Linked DNA regions of Homo sapiens: region 1 is linked to region 2. Evidence: chromatin loops called from intact Hi-C (ENCODE). Cell type or tissue: PC-9. All regions are shown on one strand. Links, peaks and the distances in the headings refer to the core of each region. The heading gives the core; the rest is flanking DNA.

The links. Peaks named below come from ENCODE experiments on the same cell type or tissue, not always from the same donor. Only the 100,000 strongest peaks of a DNase experiment are listed, where the experiment ranks them.
Region 1: it touches region 2 in a loop (16-fold over the local background); 2 of 110 quality-filtered maps call a loop at or near these places.

The regions. Positions count from the first base shown.
Region 1 is chr20:24,126,266-24,136,965 of GRCh38, reverse strand. No RefSeq gene overlaps it. Among named protein-coding and RNA genes, the nearest start is that of WAKMAR1, 20 kb to the right of the region's middle. In PC-9, for the core only: no CTCF peak of the experiment used is centred there; DNase peaks (open chromatin) are centred at 2,415, 4,535 and 5,395; H3K4me3 peaks cover 1,329 bases; H3K27ac peaks cover 5,703 bases.
Region 2 is chr20:24,030,870-24,041,569 of GRCh38, reverse strand. No RefSeq gene overlaps it. Among named protein-coding and RNA genes, the nearest start is that of GGTLC1, 47 kb to the right of the region's middle. RefSeq lists an enhancer at 6,384-6,678. In PC-9, for the core only: no CTCF peak of the experiment used is centred there; DNase peaks (open chromatin) are centred at 2,249 and 6,579; H3K27ac peaks cover 1,147 bases.

The DNA of each region.
Region 1 (10,700 bases), core at 981-8,980, 96 kb before region 2:
AGATACAAAAAGGGGAAGGTACAAAATTAGGTCACTCTGATAATTACTGTTCATCATGGTAACTAATATTCCCTGACACTTTACACTTTCCATGAATTTTTTTACACCTTCCCTCCTTTGATCAGAACACAAGTAAAGATGACACATAGGTCTGCCCACAGCACAGGGCATATGGCAGCTCTGCACATGATCTCACTTACTAGTCAGCACACCTGCTCCAGGAGTCAACAGCTGGGCCTGATAAACTCTGCTGACATCTGCAGAACCCTACAGATGCCAGGCTTTCAGGAATGGAATCCAGGATACAGTGACAATGTCCCAGAAAGAGTCAGACTGGACACTAATGAGCACCTGTCATTTATACCCTGTGGGCTAGATCTTCACTGTTCAATATGGTAGCCACCACCCACACTCAACTTTTTAAATTTAAATGTGAATTAACTAAAATTAAACTAAAATCAGTGCGCCGGTCCCACTAACTGCATTTCAAGTGCTTAACAGCTACGTGGGTCTGGTGGCTGGTGTATGAACAGCATCAGAAAAGAAATGCCTGTCTCCACAGGTGACTGGGCAGCACTGGTCCCGTTGCACCTTAACCCCCAGGTGTTCCTCTCTGTCTAGTTCCAGGGGTTATGAAGGAGACGTCCACACCCAGGAGGGTCCATTCCTCTGTAACCCTTTCCTGCTTGGCCTGGCATGTGGAAATGAGAAGCAAGCCTGCCCAGCATGGGTGGGTCCTGCGCGGCGGGGGCCTATCACCTACACTACCTGTGAGTCCCTCAGTGTCCACAGAGCAGGTCCCACCATCCCCTTCATAGTTTAGGAAAGAGATGTGGCTGAGCATGGAGGGCTGGCCGACGCAGCTCTGAGCACGGCTCCCTCATCTACCCTGGGCCTTGTTAAATTCTTAAGTGAGGCTCTCAACCCCGATGATCACTTCTGACCCCGATAGGCACACAGGAGACTGTGGGTTGACACTCTGTAGCCGAGGGGCATGTGGCTTCTTGAGAACAGAGGCGCATCCTGTGAGTGTTTCCAGGAACTGCTGGTGCACGGCCGGGAAGCAGGAGAGGCTCAGGCTGTGTGGCTTCTGGGTACGCAGCGCATGTGCTCCCTGGTTGGCTGTTGAAGTCCGGGTAAGATGCTTTCTATTGCTGTAGTTTAATTTCCCTAGTCATACCAGGCATCCATTTATTCCGAATTTCCCATAATGGATCCAGAATGTGTAAATGAGTTATTTGAGGGTCTGAGAAAAGCCATCTGTGTTGTAAAGATTACCCAAGTCACTACGGAAGTCACGCTGCCCTGACCGAAGAGGCTAGTGAAAGCCCGGTAACAGGCAGGGAGCACAAAACAGGAGTGGGCTTTTTTTTTTTTTTTAAACTTTCCCCAGAAGTCCAATGCCTCCTTCCAAAGGTAAGCTCCTGCTCTGCCCAGAGATGCAGCACCCGGGTAGACCCCAGCTCTGCCCAACATTACCAAGTGAGGCAGTGAGGCTAGGAGGCCTCCTGGAGGCCGCCAGGGCAGCTGTGGGGTCGTGGAGTTGCTCACCTGGCCTTAGGCATGCTATTTAATCCTCTGAACCTGAGTTTTCTTACGTGTGAAGTGAGGACAAAATCCTGCCCAGGGTTTTGGGACAGAATGTAGGAGATACAGGCACAGTCCTGCCGCACCAAAACGCTCAAGCAGATCTGTCATCTCTTTACCAGTGAGCGGGAGAGACCCGCAGAGCGCGGGGCTGCGTGAGCATTTGTGCCTGCCCCTTCCCCGGCGCCACCACCTCCGCACCCATGTGTCCATGGACTCACCTCACAGTGTCCCTACCTCGTACCTGCTTTGATCCAGAATCTGATCCCAGCTAACCCCAATCCAGGGCGGTTTCGCGGCCTCTGCTGCCGGGGTCCCGACCCGGCGCTGCCCAGGCTCACCGCTGTCCTCTCCAGCCTCTGCTCCACTGTCCCTGAGTCAGCTGGGTTCTCTCAGAGCCGCCTCGGTGGAGACTCAGATAGAAAGGGAGGCCCTGAGAGCCGGGAGCAGACCTCCACCCTGAACCGGGCAGCACAGGCCAAGGATCTGCACTGGAGATGGGACCAGCAAATCTCCTTTTCAGAGCTGTGCCCTAGAGTTCTGTTCCAGTTACCCCGTTCTCCCCAGTGGCTGCTCCAGGCTGGGCTCCCACACTGTGCGGTGGGCAAAGGCAACATCTTTGCCCTTATGTAAACGGCAGGACCTGGTTTACATGTATCAATAAAACAAGCCATTAAATAAAATGTATCCTGTCTTCCTGCCTTAGCAAATACCCCTTCAATTGTTCTAGAATTCATAGAATCCTAGGAATCATCCTGCTGGAATGTGGCTTTGCAAGGAGAGCCAGCTCCAGGCCAGGGCTGACCCCCTTTTCTGTTCTAAATAACCCCCTCCCTTTTGTTCTTTATAGCCCTTTCCTGCTTTGCCTAGCAGTGTGGAAAACGAGAAGCAAGCAGCACCCTGACCACATGTCCAAGCTCCATCTGCACCCCTTGGCAAGCCTCCACTTTAGGAGTGTCACAGCGTGCTCTGCTCCCAGGAGGTCTGGTCTGGGCAGAGGCCCTGGAGGTAGGCTCAGGAAGTTGAGACAGTTCTCTCCAGGCCGCCAGAGACTCTCCTAAATTGCTCTTCACTGAGCCTCCTGTTCCAACCCTTACTTCTTGTTATTGAGGTGTTCTGTCATGCACCTAAATGATATGGCTTTGTGGCTACTTCTTGATTCTGCCTTCTGGGTGTTACCTCTAGGCTTCCCACCACAGCAAACAAGACCCATGCTCTTTCTGTCACCCCTCCCACCCCTCATGTACTTCCCACATGGTTATATCACAAACTGGGGTAGAGGAGTATTCAGTGTCTACATGATTGTGATTGTATAAAGATCATTCACAGGTGAGCCATGTCATATGCACAATTATCTTGATATTTTAGGAGAAACATTTTAAAAATTTTGTTTTCTATAGAGTTAAAACTTATCTTGGCTTTTTATGTGCTTAGATTGCTATGAAATCACAACTAATTTATACTCTGAGTTCACTCACCTTGTTCAAAATAGGACTCAGCAAACAATGCCCTGCAAGTCAAATCTAGCTTGTTTATCTTTTTATAAATAAAGTTTTACTGGAACACAGCCACACCCATTAGTTTCTGTATTATCTATGGCTGCTTTCACTCCATATTATAATGACAGAGTTCAATGGTTGTAACAGAGACTATACGGCCTGCAAAGTCCGAAATGTTCACTATCTGGTCCTTCAAGAAAAATGTGCAAACTCTGGTATAAATCATTTACCTGTAACAGGTATTCCACCAACTGCATTTTCTTAACATCTCCCCAGGGTCTCTGTAGCCTGTTTCATTTAAAACTGCTCATCCTCTGGAACTGGAGCACAGCTGCCATCCTAGGGTCATTTTGTCATGCTGGGGATCCACTTTAACTCTCTCTCTCAAGTTTTACCTCCTTTTCTGGATCTCTCGTCTTCCTGTTTCTCAGTTTAGCCCCTTGTTTTGGTGGAGCACATCCTCCAAGCTCCAGAACAGCTTTCTCTGAAAGGACATGTGAAAGATAATTTTTCAAGATCTGCATGCTATACAGTATTTACTCTTGTGTTTATTGACAGTTTGGTTAGGGAAAGGATTATTGGTTAGAAATAATTTTCCCTCAGAATTTTGAAGACATTGTTTCATTATTTTCTACCATCCAATATTGTTGCTATATACCCAAAGCCACCCTGATTCCTGCTTTTTTTGCACTCCTCCCCACATTTTTAGACTTTCTTTCTAACTCTTGGGAATCATTTAGCTTCTTCTGTCAGTTCTGATTTCAGAACTCTTTGTTTACCCACCTCTTTTCCATCTTCTTTTTTTTTCTGCCACCCAGATAATTTTTTTCTCTTCCAACTTCCATTAGGTGTTCCAGTGTGCTACCATGTTTTTATTTTTTCCATGGGTTTATATGTGCTCTTTACTCTCTGTATGGCTCCTATCTCCTTCAGAAAACTTTGTTGACCTCTCCTATTAGATGCTGAATTGAGCATTTCCCATGTATTACCTTGTATCCTCTTTGTCCACCCTTCCTCCAGCCATTTGCTGGTGTTCACCTAAAGGAAGAAGCTGAGGCACAAAATATAACTTTAAGTAGTTTACTTGAGGCAAGATGCTCACAGCTGCCTAGAATACTGAGACCCTAGATATGTACTCCATTTTGTCTTTGTTACAAGCAGGTTTTTAAAGGCAAAGGGGTACAGGGAGTGGGAAGATACAAAGTTGTTTGTTGGGAGTTCTCACTGGTTTATGGAAATTACATTAATTAGTGATTGACTAGACATTGTTATTTGTATCATGAATTCCAGGAACATGAAGATCATGGGTGAGGTCACATTGTGAAACTTGCAGTAACATTTTAGGTCATTTATCAGCTAGTCTAGAAACTACAGGGAAGAAAAGAAAGAACTAAATGCCTTTAAATAATTGCCCCTGGCCATGGGTGCAGGGCTGACTGAAGTTTCCTACTCTCTGGGCCTGATAAATTTTGCATAACTCACATTCCTCAGACTGCTCTGAGCTATTTTTCTTTCTCACTGCATTGATTAACTTTGCAAAGTGTGGCCAGAAGAGTCCACTTCCCTGAACCCTGCACCTCTTGCTCTCCACATCAGGGTCAGGGGAGCCATATAAGTGTGGCTGACATCAGGGTCAGATGACACCACATAAGGGTCACCTGTGGAACTCACCTGGCATGCACACGTGTGCTACCTCATAGCACATGGACATGGCACCACAGGGGCATTCTTGACGATTTGGGGTATGGGGGTGGTGGGGACATGATATAGTTTGAATATGTCTCTACCGAAATCTCATGTTGAAATATAACCCTCAATGCTGGAGGTGGGGCCTGGTGGGAGGTGATTGGATCCTGGGGGTGGATTTCTCATGAATGGTTTAGCACCATCTCGTTGGTGCTGTTCTAGTGACAGTGAGTGAGTTCTTGTGAGATTTGGTTGTTTAAAAGTGTGTGGCACCTCCCCCTTGTTTTCTTGCTCCTCCTTTCCTCATGTGATGAGTCTGCTTCCTGTTTGCTTTCCACCATGATTGTAAGTTTCCAGAAGCCTCCCCAGAAGCCAAGTAGATATTGACACCACACTTCCTGTACAGCCTGCAGAAATATGAGCCAATTAAACTTCTCTTCTTCATAAATTACCCTGTATCAGGTATTTGTTATAGCAATGCAAGAATGGCATAACACAGGATGTCAGCTTTAAATAATGAGATTCAGAGAATGTGATTAAGTATTGCAAACCAAAAATAAAATCCTAAGCCACCCAACCTGTTGGAGGCATTTAAGCCAGACTGATTCCATCTTGAATAAGGGCTAGGTACAGTAAGGATGAGACCTGCTGTGCTGCATTCCCAGGAGATTAGGCATTCTTAGTCACAGGATCAAACAGAAGGCTGGCACAAGATACAGGTCACGAAGACCCTGCTGATAAAACAGGTTGTGGTAAAGAAGCCTGCCGAAACCCATCCAAACCAAGATGGCAACGAAAGTGACCTCTGGTCCTCCTCACTGCTCATTATATGCTAATTATAATGCCTTAGAATGCTAGGAGACACTCCCACCAGTGCCACGACAGTTTATAAATGCCATGACAATGTCCAGAAGCTACCCTGTATGGTCTAAAAAGGGGAGGGAACCTCAGTTCCAGGAAATCTCTGCCTCTTTCCCAGAAAACTTATGAATAACCCACCCCTGTTTATCATATGATCAAGAAATAACTATAAGTATGTTCAGTAGAGCAGCCCATGCCCTACACTGCCTATGGAGTAGCCATTCTTTTATTCCTTTACTTTATTAATAAACTTGATTTCACTTTACTCTTTGGACTCACCCAAAATTCTTTCTTGCATAAGGCCAGAAACTCTCTTTTGGGGTCTGGATCGGGACCCCTTTCTGGTAACAAACTGACTGAATAGATTCCCCCATCTTGGCCACAGGAAACTTAGAGAATTGTGAAAAGCTGAATTCCAGACCATGCTGGAAAGTGATGTGAGACACACCTCATTATACCCATCCTTTAAAGGTTTAGGGACAAGGGACCAGCATTAGCATTAAAATAGAGACCACAGACTCAAAAAACAGACCCTTTGTGGCAAAAAGGTGCCAAATTCCAACCTGACTCTGGTATCAATCACAAGTCAGAAGCAGACCCTGAAGGAAATAAAAATATTTTATCCCAGAATATATTTCTTTGACATGTTTTGAAATGGTCCTGAAAAGCTGTCTTTTGTGGGAGAAATTTGCATCTGCAGTGAATCTCCATGAGTATAATCAGGCATTTCCTAGATCTAGCAGAGAGTAACAACAAGTCTGATACCTTTTAAGATCTGGAAGGAGACATTTATCATCCATTCCTTCTGAAGCCAGTTACCTGGAGGCTTCATCTACATAACAAGAACCTTGGTCTCTGCAACTCCCCTTTATCTTAACTCAAGCACTTCTTTCTGATGACTTCGAGTCTTTAGACAAAGCTTAACTCTTCAAACCAATTGTCAATCAGAAGATCTTTGAATCTACTTATGACCTGTAAACCCACCTTCCCCAAGATATCCCACCTCTTTAGGTGGAATCAATATACACCTTTATGATTTTACCTACAACTCCTATCTCCCTAAAATGTATAAAACCAAACTGTAACCCAGCTGCCTTGGGAACACTTTCTCAAGATCTGTTGAGACTGTTTCCCAAGCCATGGTCACTCATACTGGCTCAGAATAAACCTCTTTAAATATCTTACAGAGGTGTTTTTTGTTTTTTTGTGTTTTTTTTTTTTGGCTTTTTTCTTCATTCCATCCAGAGTATAGAGTTTATATGAGCACAAAGCTTGAGGGTGGCCACCCAGGAAAGCACTGACTCCAGATGAAAGGGGGTCAACATTTCCAGAGTGGGAAAGTTATGGTTTCATTTACATAGGCAGAGACAGAAAAGTTCCAACAGAATCACAACAGTTTCCTTACAAGACCAGGTGCAGGTGCCACAGCTATTTGGTTGGTTACAGATTACTTTATTATTCCATGAGGAGGGGTGGTGATCTGAGGGGGTCTTTTCTCTGGTGCACTTTGGTCTTAATCATTTATAGAAAAAAGGCAGAAGTCACAGCTGCTTGCACATGACTCAAGTTGCATAGCCACGTTCCCTCAAGGTCAGGATAAGTTAAAGTTCAAACTTTCATACATTTGAATTATTTTAAGTTTGAATTTTTGAATTTAACCAAGAGGACTCCTTTCTTCTATATCTTGTGTGGAAAATTTTGAGGGGTATTCCACATGACCTCCCAGAGGAAGCCCAGCAAGAGTGAACCCCAGTTGCCCACAGTGGCGACCTGCTCAAGGCACAAGCTTGAATTGTCTTTATTCCTTTGCCTGCTTTGCTTCTTCCAGTTTTTATTCCTATTCTCTAGGGTCATGCTCCCTGAATAAATTCTCCTCCACCAAACTATTTTCTCAGCATCTGATTTCCTGCCTGGAACTCAAACTAAAGCAATAGGTATCTGCATTTTTTAAGCGAACTTGCTATGTAATACTAAGAGTTCTATATTAAATTAAGGTTTCCTCCCAAAACCAAGTTTGGGAGGATAGCAAGTGGTGGGGATGTAGAGTTAGAAGTAGTCTGGCCAGGCCTCAGCCTGTTGTCCCCAAGGAAGACAAAGGGAAGCCCCAATTCCTTACTCCATTGTTGCAAGTTACTGTCATGGAGGGAAATGTCTCCTCATGAGCATGTGTATTAAAATAGAGACAGCTGCAGCAATGGTGATGCTGAATTCCATTCCTTTTTTATTATTGACTTCAGGCCCTAATAAAGCCCATTTGAACAGAATGAGTAGAGAACAGAATTAAATGGAGAAGGATAAGCCAGCTTCAAACTGAACATTGTTAGTTCTTCCATGATTTGCAAAATACATCTAGGTTCTAAAACATCTGTGGAAATGACAATCAGTAATTTTCATTTAAATAGAGGAAAAAAAACCTTCAAATGATAAAGGAAAGTGGATTAGACTGTTTTCTCAACTATGTCATGCTAACTTTAAACACAGATTAAAGGGGAAAATGTCTTCCAAATTAAGCTAATATTTCAAATTGCATCTTTAATGTCATCTTGTAAATATATCTCTCTTCAGTGGGTATCAGTTTGAACTGAAAAGTAGATGTCTTTGTTCCTCAACTATTAGTTTGGTTATTTTATCCCCTGCAAGGATGTTTGGATTGCACTTGGTTACAAGTGACATAAAACCTGAGACAATGACCTGAACAATAACAACACAAAAGGTTGTTTCTCTTCACCTGACAAGTCCGAGGTAGGCAGCTGTTGCCATTGGTTCAGTGGCTTGACAACATGAAAGCAGGTGGTATTCATACTCTCTTGACCCTTCTTTCACATTTGCAAAATGGCTGCTGCAGCTCCAGTCATCATAACCATATTCAAGGTAAAAGAAAGAGGGCCAGGGAGGGGGTGGTGTCCAGTGTGTATGCTTCCTTTTACTCAGAAAGCAGAACAATTTTGAGATGCTCCACAAAAGAATTCCTTTGACTTTCATTGATCAGAACTGGGTCAATGTAGAGTAAATGCACCTGATAGCAATAATTTAAGTTACACGGGGAAATGACCCAGTATAGCAGATGCACCTGAATGTGTGTTCTGAGCTAGGGAACCTCGATGTGGCCAACCCGGTGATTAGTTCCTTGTCTGTGAGAAACATCTGAACCCCTGGCCTGTCTCATGGAACATGGGCCATACAGAGGATTGAGGCCCCAAGTTTTGGATTGGATGAAAGTTGTCAGCTGGAGGTCGATAAGGTGAGGGTATTAATTGAAAATGCTATATAAATTGCATGCTGTTTGCAAGCAGTTGTGGCTTTACTGCCCAGCCTGCTGCCACTGGACAATTTCTGCATGTAAGGCAGTTTTCCTGTCCCATCCACAGCCACTAGACTCTCTCCTGTATGTAGCCCCTAATAAAACCCCATGTCTCATTTGCTGGCTCTGGATCTCTTCTTCAGCCTCTTGAACCTGGTGCTTTCCCTACTGAGGTTAATAGGGATTCTGCACAACAATCACCTGACCCCAGCTGCCAGGGAAGCTGGGAACTCTAGAAGTGGATTGGCTGGGGCTCCATTAATAAACTTCAATAAGACTGTGCTGCTGCTGGCAAGAATGACAAGGGATGGGTGTTAGCTTAATGGTTTGGGTCCCTAGAAGCAGAGTCTGAGATGAGGATTCTTGAGAAGCAATTTATTGGGGGAGAGCTCTCCAGAGAAGAGCATAAAGAACAAAGCAATCAGGATGGGGCAAGCATCATGTGATTTCTTCAGAAGTCTAGCCTCTGTCTGTATGGAGGACCATATTCTTTAATGCCTCTGCCATTGAGAGGTGAGGTATATGGCCCCTCCTCTTGGACCTGGGTGGCCTGGGACTACGTTTTTATTTCTAAGTTGTATTTTAGGTTCAGCGGGTACATGTGCAGGTTTTTTACATGGGTAAATTGCATGTTACTGGGGTTTGGTGTACAAATGATTTCATCACTCAGGTACTGAGCACAGTACCTGACAGGTAGTTTTTTGACCCTCACCCTCCTCCCTCCTTTCCTCAAATAAGCCCCAGTGTCTACCGTTGCCCTCTTTGTGTCCAGGTTTAGCTCCCACTTTATAAGTGAGAACATGTGGTATTTGCTTTTGTTTCCCTGGTTAATTTGCTTAGAATAATGGCCTCTAGCTGCATCAGTGTTGCTGCAAAGGACACAATTTCATTCTTTTGTATGGCTGTGTAGTATTCCATCGTGTATGTGTACCACATTTTCCTTATTTGGTCCTCTATTTATGGGCATATAGGTTGCTTCCACGTCTTTGCTATTGTGAATAGCACTGTGATGAACATATGTATACACGTGCTTTATGGTAGAACTATTTATATTTCTTTGGGTATATATCCAGCAATGAGATTGCTGGGTCGAATGGTAATTCTGTTTGAAGTTCTTTGAGAAATCTCTAAACTTATTTTCACAATAGCTGAACTAATTTACATTCTCACCAGCAGTGTATAAGCATTCCCTTTTCACCATAGCCTTGCCAACATCTGTTATTTTTGACTTTTTCATAATATCCATTCTGTCTGGTGTGAGATGGTATTTCATTGTGGTTTTGATTTGCATTTCCACATTGTCCTTTGCCCATTTTTAATGGGATTGTTTGCTTTTTGTTGATTTAAGTTTTTAATAGATTCTGGATATTAGACCTTTGTCAGAGGCATAGTTTGTAAATATTTTCTCCCATTCTGCAGGTTGTCTGTTTACTCTGTTGACAGTTTCTTTTGCTGTGCAGAAGCTCTTTAGTTTAATTAGGTCCCACTTAGCCTGTGACTACTTTGACAATAGAATATAGTGGAAATGAGGCTGTGATGGTTTCTAGGCTCAGGACCCAGGAACTGGCAGCTTCCATTCTCTGTTCCTTGGACCACTGGCTCTTGGAGCCCTCAACTGTCATGTAAGAAGTCTGGCTACCCTTCTAATAAGACCACACAGAGAGACCCCGAGACAACCTGAGGAGGGAGAGGAGGCCAGCTGTGTCTACCTTCCTACTTCCCCACCAAAGTGCCAGGTACTTGAATGAAACTGTTGGGATACTCTG
Region 2 (10,700 bases), core at 1,714-9,713:
AAAACCCAAAGAAGCAAATATTTAATACAAAAACTCAGTCTGCAACCAAAATACCAAGATAGGCTTTGGTCTCCAGAAACCTCTCTGGAGGGCACGGAGTTGTCACTGTGTGATTTCCTTGAGGAGATGGAATGAAGATATCATCCACCAGAAGTCAATTCCGTGTTGGCTGGGGGTAGCCAGGAGGCTGGAGGCCTTAGGAGAGCCTGACCAACTGGACAGATCCCCAGGGGTGGTAGTGCTGCCCTTCTAACCTAGGAAATTAGCTCCAAGGCAAGAAGCTAGCTCACATAATGGCTTGACTGCTGAATTCACCCTAATTGTTTTATCTATTAATTGCTTAATTAACTTGTTAAATGGGAATAAATGTGTGGTTAGTTTGCAAAAAGTGTTTTGTACTTCTTGGTTACCTCTTCCCATTGACTTCCTCACACTGGGAGCAATTGCATGTAATAATTGCTAGTTGGCTCAAGTACAACAAAAACATTGCAGGAACTTCAAGTAAGGTGAGAACTGAGCATTCAGCTCTGTATTTTGCAGTGTGGCCATCAATAGTAACCTTGAAATGGGCAGTTTTGGTTGAGTGGAGGGCATGGACACTCAATTGGAGTAGAATGAGGAGAAAACAGGAGTAGGTTGGGTAGAGGTGGAGGAGGGTACAGGGTGAGGCCTGTAGTGAACCCAAGGGGCCCCTGTGGTAGTCATGGGCAAAAGAAGTTAACACTGCCAAATCTTTAGACTTTTTTCTGAAGTTACAAACTTCTCATAAAAAATAGGTTTTTATGATAAATGAGTTGGTCATAAATCAAAATTTTTTTAACAGTATGGCCAGTGGCCTCAGGACCAACATTGCCACTGAGACTTCACTTCTCCAGGATCAACTCACCTCACCCACTAGGTATCATGGACGTCTTCACTTCCAACATTCCTGAAGAGGATTCGCCTCAATAGTCTTACCAGAAAATGGGCATGGTGCTATGACCTGGCCTCCCCAGTTCATCTACAGCAGGATTTCTGTCTTTGCTCCAATACTGAAAATTTCCATTAACACAACCTTTGCTTATTTCAGCTTATATCATTTAGATTTCTGTTTAGCCAAATCTATCCTGCCCTGCATGTGTACAACTAATTTTTTTTAAATTTTGGTGTGGGGGACTTTTTCTGCAACTATTAAATTATGTTAAGATAAGAGGTGGTAAGGATGTGGGCTGCTTTGAATCCAGATGATAGAAGTTTCCCTGTTTTGTTTGCTAATGACAAGGTCTCGGGGGTGGGCAGCATGAGTGGCTGCAGTGAGTGGAGGGCAAGGCTTTGTTATGGAGGCGCGAAGGAGCTGCGAGGCTAGGGCACTGGACAGAGCCTCTGCGTGGTCTTCCATGTGGAGGACTGGATGGTCAGGGAAGCTGAAACCTCCAAGGAATAAAGGAAAACGGCCACAGGGGTCTATACCCAACTGTCTAAAGAGGGGCAGCAGGTGGTATGGCTCACGTCATGAGCCTCGGGGCTGGGATTTTAAGGAGGGAGAGTGGTGTGGAAGTGGCAATGAGGAGAGAGAAGAGCCATTGCACCCCAAGTTCAGGCCACATGCTAAGAGGCCTGCAGGGGAGACACATTCAGCACAAGAAGCTGCAGAGGAGCAACGTGCTCAGGAGGAGGTGGGAGGAGAGGGGCGCAGACTTCACCTCTAGGACAGCCCCTAGGACCAAGGGGACCCGGTCCTGTGTGTGTCTGCACATGCACTTCTTACACTCTCTGGAGTTGTTTTCCTCACCTCCTCAGCAGGCATGGAGTGTGTGTCTCGTGGTTTCCACGTGGGGGCAAAGGAGGAGCATCTATGCATGGGTCCAGCCCAGTGCCTGGGCTCTGAGGGAAGGCTGCCCACATTTGAACATGCATTTAAATGTCAGTCTAAAGAGTGAAATGCTTCAGATGAAAATGATAGTTTAAAATAGCCAGTGACTCCAACAACCCAGTAAGTTACTGGAACTTGGGGCTTAGTTGGGAAAATCAATTCACACAGAGTGGAAAGGAATAAGAAGTCCCCATTTTCCCGCCCTGCAGGGCCCTCACCAGGGGCCAGCAGGCAAACAGCACCATGGAAAGAAGCCAGCAGGCGGGGAAAGATCTCCTGGGGACACCCAGATTCCAGCTTTTTCAAGGTACCACTAATGAGCTGCAGCCCCAGGCAATCCTTGTGGGTGTCAGGGCTGCCACCCTGCCTGCTGTCCAACCAGGGTTTTGTGCTGCATGATTTATGAGGCCCTGTCTCCATGCTTCCGGGTGGTTATAAGGATGATGATTCCCCTGTTCTGGCAGAACATGGTGGACCAGCTTCTGAGGCTTCAGCTACATGGGCCCTCAGTGTCTGCATCTCTCTGTGGAAGCTGCTCTTGCATTTCACAAGGCCTTTGCAAAGGGCAGGGCGTTCATCTTACCTGGGCTTGACCTGTAGATGAGGTGGGGGGAAAGACACAGCATCTGAACACACCTTGGGAGCCTCAGAAGCCTCATGCTGCAGCCTTTGCCTGCATGGCTTCAGGTGGAACAGGGAGCACACTCCAGGCTGACTCGTGTAGCTGGACAGTCCTTGGTGGCATGGGGGCTCAAAGCCACCCAAGAAAGCACAATGGTTATGAAAAATGCTTCTCATGCCTGCAGATGCAGAACTGCCTGGAGGCCAGAATTTCATTTTCTTTGCTGAATGGTCCCAGATGGATATTCTTTTTAGAAGGTCTGAAAGGATTGAAATTTCTGGCATTCAAAATTGTATAGATCCAGAGTTCAGCTAAAACTCTTAAATCTCACTGACCTCTTTCGAACATCAGGCTTTGCAAGATTGAGTGTTGGTTAGAAATAAAGCATTTTATTGTTCTGCATTATTTAGAGTTTCTTGAAATGTACAAAAAGTTATTTAGTTTGAGCTTTGCTGCTACAAACTTGGAATTTCCATACGTTTGAATTAAGGAGTCACTAGTATCCTTCTACCCCTCCAAAGAAAACCTGTCACTCATTCCCAGCCTCCTCTTTCCTTCTGCTTGTGACTAAATTTAAAGGGCTTAAGTGTCCTCATAATTTTGGGTAAAAAAGCAAGTGAATATTATCACTAAAGTTCTATTTTCTGCAACCAGTGGAAACCAACTGCTTAACTTTAACTGCAATATCTAAGCAACAAATAGGGTCTATGAAAAGGTGAGTGGACACCTCATGAGTTCCAGGAAGGACTGAGCACCCCAGCAGTGAGGTGTGAAACAACCAGAAAGCTCAGCAGAGAAAGGAAACCCTTCCCTCCAAATGCTGCCATCAGCTTAGCTATGCTCCAGCCACCCCAGTGCCTGCCTCAGTTAGTTCTTCATATTAAAATTTCTGCTGAACAGGATATGATAGGCCAAGTTCAGGTCACATGACTAGCCTAGAATCAAGCACAGATGACTGCAGGGCAAGAGTCACACTGTGCCAGCCAGGCTGCTGGGGCTATCCCTGCAAATAGTTGAGGATTCCAGGGAGAGGCGCGTGAGATGGTGAGTCCATATTATTGTGCTGAGGATGGAGCTCAAGCCAGGTTGCTCTGTCTGGCAAAATGGAACTTTAGGGTTGATACCCAGTTGAAGGAAAAGGCAGGCTCTGGAGCCCAGGGCTGTGCTCTGTGCCTGCCACCACGCTTTGCTCAAAAGTCCACTGAGCAAGTGCAGTCCTGTGAGGAAAGGAGAATTCAGGTACCTGTGGAGCAGAACTTGTTCTGACCAGGTCGCCAAGTGCCAGTGGTCACTCAGTTCTCAATTTATTTGAATCCTTTGTAACAGAAAACATGATGGAGCATCCCTATCTAAGGTTCCAGAATTTCTTTAATTCTTTACATCCTCCACCCCACTTGATTGTCTTTCTCTGCCTCTTTAGGATCCTTTCTCATACATTCCCAGCATCCCTTTCACATCAGAAACTCAAGACCTCAAAGTTGGGTGAAAAAATCATTTCTCTCCAGCATGCTTGGAGTCAGGATTTGTTCACTATACATAGCCAATACATAATAGAAAAACTTAGCTGGGATGCATGTTGACCACAAAAACTCATAGTTCAGATAAGCTTTGTTCAGATTCCAAAATTCAAATTTTCCAAGAAAGAGAATCTGATAGACTCAGCTTGGGCCATGTGGCCCTCCCTGGGTCAGTTAACTACCAGTTGGGGTCCTGCATGATGTCGCCATGACTGCCCACCTTGGGAGCCCAGTGGAGGCATTGCTGAAAGAGGGAGGGACTGCTGTGAGCCAGGAGGTCCCCAAGAGCCTCCCTAGAGGGTGAGGGCACAATCAGGGCCCTATGCAGATTTCCCCCTTACAAACTACCCACTCCTCAAGCAGGGGACTCCACATTTTTATTACATAAATAGTCCTTTGTTGCTACAACAAGTTGGCTTTGAAGGTGGGAAAGGTGGAGGATGAAGTTGTGAAGAAACTTTTCCCTGATCAATGAACAGGCCGTCTTCTCAAATATGTATTTTCTCTTGGATACTCTTGAGCTTTTATTCACTCTGCTTCTCTGTGCTCTGCAGGGCCCCCTCCAGAGGATGGCCAGGAGGTCTGAGGGGAACCACTAGAGTTTGAGAAATGTTGTCTTATAAGCCACTCATTTAAAGACGAAAGCTCCTCTGATTAGCACTGCTTCTGCTTCCACTCCAGGTAAGGTACCTCCCTTATTTTTGGAAATAGTGTCCCCAAACCCCTACAATAGCATAGTTCCAAGGAAAACTATCGTTCATAATTCACTCATCTCCCACTCCTGCCTTCCATTCATTTCAGAGCTGGGCAAGTGAGCCATGCTGTGTCAGTCTGAGTGATTCCACAGAATTTTAAAACTTGGAAGTTCAAATTCATTTTTGGTAGCAATGCTTGGATGATATGAGCCCTGAGAGGCCCTCAATCACATTTCCATACTGTGGAGAAGCAGGTCTGAGAGTACTGCTGAAGTGCAGAGAAAGCAAGAAGTAAGAGACAGAAAGAGTAAGAGGCCTGACAGTAATGGATTTCTGGACCCAGCTATCCCTGATGCCTTCTTCTGTCTCTTTCCTTACTACGGTTTGGAGACATAAACCAATATTTCCCTATTTTTATCCCAAGCTAGTCTGCAACTTGTAACCAAAAAGTTCTGTGGCAGAAACAATAAATGGTGAAACTAGATAATCCCAAGTGATAGTTTCCAAAAGGGGAGAACGAAGTCACAAAGGGAAGGAAGAAAAATGTTAAGGAGTATCGTAGGTCCCTCCAGCTCCTATTTTGGTAGAGAAGCCACTGGTTCACTAGGGTGCAGATATGGCCGGTGGCCTATCAACATGCCCCAACCCAGTGCTGCCAACCGAAAGCTTCCAGCCCTAAGCCTGCCTTCTCTCCACCTGAAAAGCTCCCAGATCTTCTCTGCACACACATGCCAGAGTGGCTGGAAGTGCCAGGGAGTTAACATCTGGAAGCAGCAGTGGACAATCCCAGCTCCCACACACCTCTGTCAGCATGACTGCACATATCCACATATTGTCCGAGTTCCCTACTGGGATTAGCCCTATCTCCTATACTCAGTCACCTGCTTGATAATGTACCTTTCATTGGATCTCTTCCCTCCTCTGTCTCACTACCCTGCTAGTGTTTCCACAGGTAACATTGAACTCACAATCTTTGCCTCAGTATCTCTTTCTGGGGAAATCCAAGTTAAGACAACAGATAACAGGTTTTTCTCTTGGGACTTCAACTCTCGCCAACAAGTAGAGGAATAAAGATAGCTACAAATTCGTTGATATTCCTTCCACTGAAAGGTGGGGTCTATGTTATTCTGCCCTTGAATCTGGGGAGACTCTGGGATTGCTTTGAACAATAAAATATGGTGGAAGTGGCACTGTGCTGGATCTGAAAACTCTCCCCTAAATCCAACAGCCAGGCCGTGAGAAAGCCCGAGGTGGTCACTTCAAGAGGCTGCATGGAAAGAGAGATCTGTTGGCCAGCTCCTGCCAGTCAGCCATCTCAGCTGGACATCTGACATGGGACAGAAGAAGCCACCTTGAACTTCCAGCCCACTGAGCCTTAAGATGCTTCTTCTCTTAGCCAATATGTAAATGCAATAACCTGAGAGACCCCACATGAGAATTCATCAGTTGAACCCAATCATGAGAGATAATAAATTATTATTTGAAGCCACTAAACTGGAGAGTAATTTGTTACATAAAAAATGAATAATAAGAACACTGGACAATCTTGGATTTTTGAAAAAGACATTTCAAAGTTTTCTCATTTTTTTTGTACTGCTGCTTTTGAGTTTTAATAAGATGCCATAAGAAACAAACTGGTTCAAATGGGGCCATCGGAGTGCAGATAGAAAAGAGTAAGATTATGGTGCAGACAGTGTTCCTCAGGTCATGACCATGGATGCAAAGATACTTGGACCTGACACCTGTCCACCTTGCTGAGTCATGGGGCTGGATTCTGTGCCTCAGAGTGTAAGCAAAGGTTCAGCAATCATGACATGACTCGATTTTTGGCATTGGTTGCAAGCCAACAGTCACTCAAGGCAAAATAAATATGCAAAGTTCAAAGGGATCGCATTACAGGAAAATCCCCATGCCTGTGATGGCCCAATCTGAGTCCAGCTTCAGGGCTGGCACCAGCACAGATGGGACCTGGGCTCTCACTGAGATGCTCTGTGGTTTTATCCTGGCTTCATAGTTGTATGCAATAGCTAATGACTGGGGAATGTAAACAAACAAACAAAAATGTGTTCTGGAAAGCTCACTGAATCTTGAAGGAGACAGGGGAGCCAGGCTAGGAAGCAGTGCAGCCATCAGCAGCCCAAAAACTGGCCTGGTAGAAGTACCTCTGTTTCAGCTGCTGGCTGAAGATGCACCTCTGACACTGAACACTGGGTGCTTTCCTTAGAAACTCTGCTGCGGATCCCCACAGAACCCAGGGCCAGCTGCCCAGGACCACCATCATCACAGAATGGGTTCCCAGCAGCCATGGCCACCTCATATCACAGGTGTCTTGTAAGCTGAGGGCAGGTGCCTGATTGGCAGAGGCAGGTCATGTTGACTAGGCCCCAGCTGCAAGGGAGGCTGGGAACGCACTATCCGGGCTTTTCCATTTACATAATGGGGGCCAGATTCTGCCACAGTGGGTAGAGGATCCCCAAAATATAGGAAGGTGGTTCAGATTCCAGGCACCCGGAAAGAAAAACAAATTCCGGCCAGGCACGGTGGCTCACTCCTGTAATCCCAGCACTTTGGGAGGCCGAGGTGGGCGGATCATGAGGTCAGGAGTTCAAGACCAGCCTGGCCAACATGGTGAAACCCCGTCTCTACTAAAAATACAAAAATTAGCCTGGCCTGGTGGCGGGTGCCTGTAATCCCAGCTACTCAGGAGGCTGAGGCAGGAGAATCACTTGAACCCGGGAGGCGGAGGTTGCAGTGAGCCAAGATCATGCCACTGCATTCCAGCCTGGGCAACGAGAGCAAAACCCTGTCTCAAAAAAAAAAAAAAAAAAGAAAGAAAGAAAGAGAAAAAGAAAAAACAAATTCCACCATGAGTCCTCAACATGTGAGGTCTGCCTAATTCTGCTCTCAGCTCTAAAGGCCATGAGACAAAGGGAATCTTCCAGAGGGCAGAGCTACTTAGCAAGGAGCATACAAAATCAATCTTTTATCAACCTCACCCTCCCTGCATGAGAATGTATGGTAAACATACCCTGGAATGATGTTTCTTTTTTCTTTTCTAAAGAAAGGTTTCCATCACACTCAATTGCACTGAATCTGAAAGAGCAAACTTCAATGTGGCTCACATTCCTAGTTCTAGTCAACCAAGAGTCCGCAGTTGCACTCTTGTACTTGCTGCAGCGTGGTTCTGTGAACCAAAAAATTCCCCTTTTTAAGTAAGTCAGATTTTATTATATTTCTGTCACTTGCAATTTAATTAATTATGATTCTGAGACTAAGTAATGTTACCCTGGGCACAGTTGCTCCGTACCTGCCAGCACCCTGATTAAACCAAGGAGGTTTCAGAGTTGATGTGTCAGTTAGTTTTTGTGGCATAACAAACCACTTAACAATGTGGCAACTTCAAACAGTACACATTTATTATTGGTCATGATTCTGTGTGTTACTGGGCAACTCTGCAGAACTGTCTAGGGTTGGTTGATCTTAGTTGGGTTTGTTCATGTGTCTGAGGTCTACTGAAAAGGTTGGTTGGAATTTGGCTGGTCCAAGATGACCTCAGTCACATGACTGGTGGTTGGTTGGCTGTCATGTGAGATGATGGGAGCAATTGGGCCTCATTCTCCAGCAGGCTAACCTGGCTTTATTCACACAGTGGTTTAGTTGATTTCTAAAAGGGGTTGTGGAACTTCTTGTAACTGGCACCTGTCACTTCCTCTGACTTCTATTGGCCAAACCTGGTCAAACTCAGGGTCAATGAAGAGGGAAACTGATCCTGCCTTTTGATGAGTGGAGGTGCATAGAACTGTGACCATTTTTCCATCTACCACAACTGAAGAAAATAAAACAAATGAAATACTTTCAGTTTCCACTGGGGACACACGGCTCCCTGAAAATCTTTAGAAGCTTTTCTCAGGAGGCCCCAAAGAAGAGATTTTCCTTCTTGCCTCCAATCATTGGATGATTTTTAATATAAAATCCTTGCCCCAAACCCAGAAATCATGAACTCCATTTCCCTAGTATGAAGTGTGATAAGGACTATTACACTTATACCTAAATTACCCAACAACAACAACAACAACAAAAAATGGGAAGTAAACAAGGAAGAAAGGAAAGGTGGAAGGAAGTCAGGCCAGCCTGAGCTGGGTTGGCAAGATGGAAACAGAAACAAATATTGAAAAGGACTTCCTCAAATTGTATAAAGTTTGAGATGTTCATTATAATCTTCCTTTCACCTGATGAAATCACTCAAGTATATGCATGAGGGAAAGCATGCACTTGGTTAAAAGGAAGTGGGTTCTGGGGAATGAAGCCCAAATCCGACGCGTGAAAACAGAGACTTTAACCCCAGCTAACGCACTGGAAATTTGCTTTTTCCACCTTTATACACATCTATTTGAGGTGCTAACAAAAAACCATGAGATCTGTGGAGGAAAAGTTGAGAACTTTATTTTTTATTAAATAGAAAACAATCTAGGTATCGGGAAGACACAGGCTTTGGTGGAAAACAAAAGCACATTCTGGAGAACAAAGAAAGGGTCTGGCTTAAATAAAGAAAATTCCTGTCACAGTCTTCAATCAGGTCTGTATATGTAAATGAATGATTTGAACACATTCAATTCTGATTGGTTGAAAATAACAGTCTTGACTGGGTACTTTCTAAACCCCAAACCATAAGTGTCTATTGGATGCCCTTTCAGGCTGGTTGGAGGAGATTTCCAGCCATGGTGCCTCAGCTCCCTTTACAAGAACTGTCTTAGCTCAGAGGCACAGACAGCATGTTTGTTTGGAACTGCCCTCTTCAGAAACAAAAGGCACGTGACCACCCTTCTCTAACTATGGCCATTGGGTTTCCATTATTTTAATTTGGGTGTTTCTACTAGCCATAGAGAGTCCTCTTCTCTGGAGAGTTTGGGATCTTATTAACAGTTTCATTTCACATTGGTCAGTTCTATCAAATTATGTGAAAGGCTGATTATAGGACTACAGCTGAATAAAGCACCCATAGGAAATTTTCCTGCCTCCGGGGTTACCCAAAAGCTTTTCCTGGTGGTGTGCTCAGGTGGTCCAGCTGAGAAGTGCATCTCCCTGGGAAACTCATCACAAGCCAAGTGCAACCCAAACTCCCCACCACCCAGAGCGTTCAAGAGCTTTAGTTGTAAGAAAACGCACTAATGAAAAACATCAATCCTGATTTTTCTCTAGATTCCTTAAAACCCTGGATTAAGTGAGAACACAGAAAACCAATAATCGTATTAATTTCCAAACACAGCAAATTCCATCTCCCCATCCTCTAGTTCTCTATTTTTGCTGCTTGGTGTTATGGCCTATATTAAAATATTTTATGAGATTTAGCCTTTACAACTTGCATAAGAATGTAGTTAATGCTGCGCCCTACATCGAAGAGTGTCTTCTTTATGAAGACTCAAAGGAAAACTCTCTCTGAATTTCTTACCAGAAATAGCTCTGCTTTCCCTAAGCAACTGTTTAGTTTATTTCTCATGGACTCTGAGGCCTATTGCGTTGATATTGTTCCTACTGTGTTGCTTATTGGAAAGCTTAGAGGTGAATATTTAGCCCATTTCTAGTAATTGAGTAGGACCTCGAGCCATCTGTGAATGAAACTCAGCCCTGGTTTTAGCTCCATCTTTCCTACCCCATTGTCTGTTTGTCTAGATGTCTTCACTTTGTTAAAAATATATTTAATTTTGACAGATTTTTAAACTCTGCCTCAAATCATTAGAATAAAGCTGAGTAGAAGTGATGTTTTATGGTGATGAAAAAATCCTTGGGTAAAAACATGAGTTACCATTATATCCCATATCTGATTGCATAAATCATGGAAGCACACTTTTGGTAGACAGATACACTCATGTAACACACACCATCATAACATAGAATGCCTTCATATCCCTAGAAAGTTACCTGGCAAGTAGGTGGGCTTTGGCCTTGGGAGTCAGCACACCCACTTACTGGCTGTTGATCCCTGGATATACAGCCTCAATGGGCTGAGCCACAGC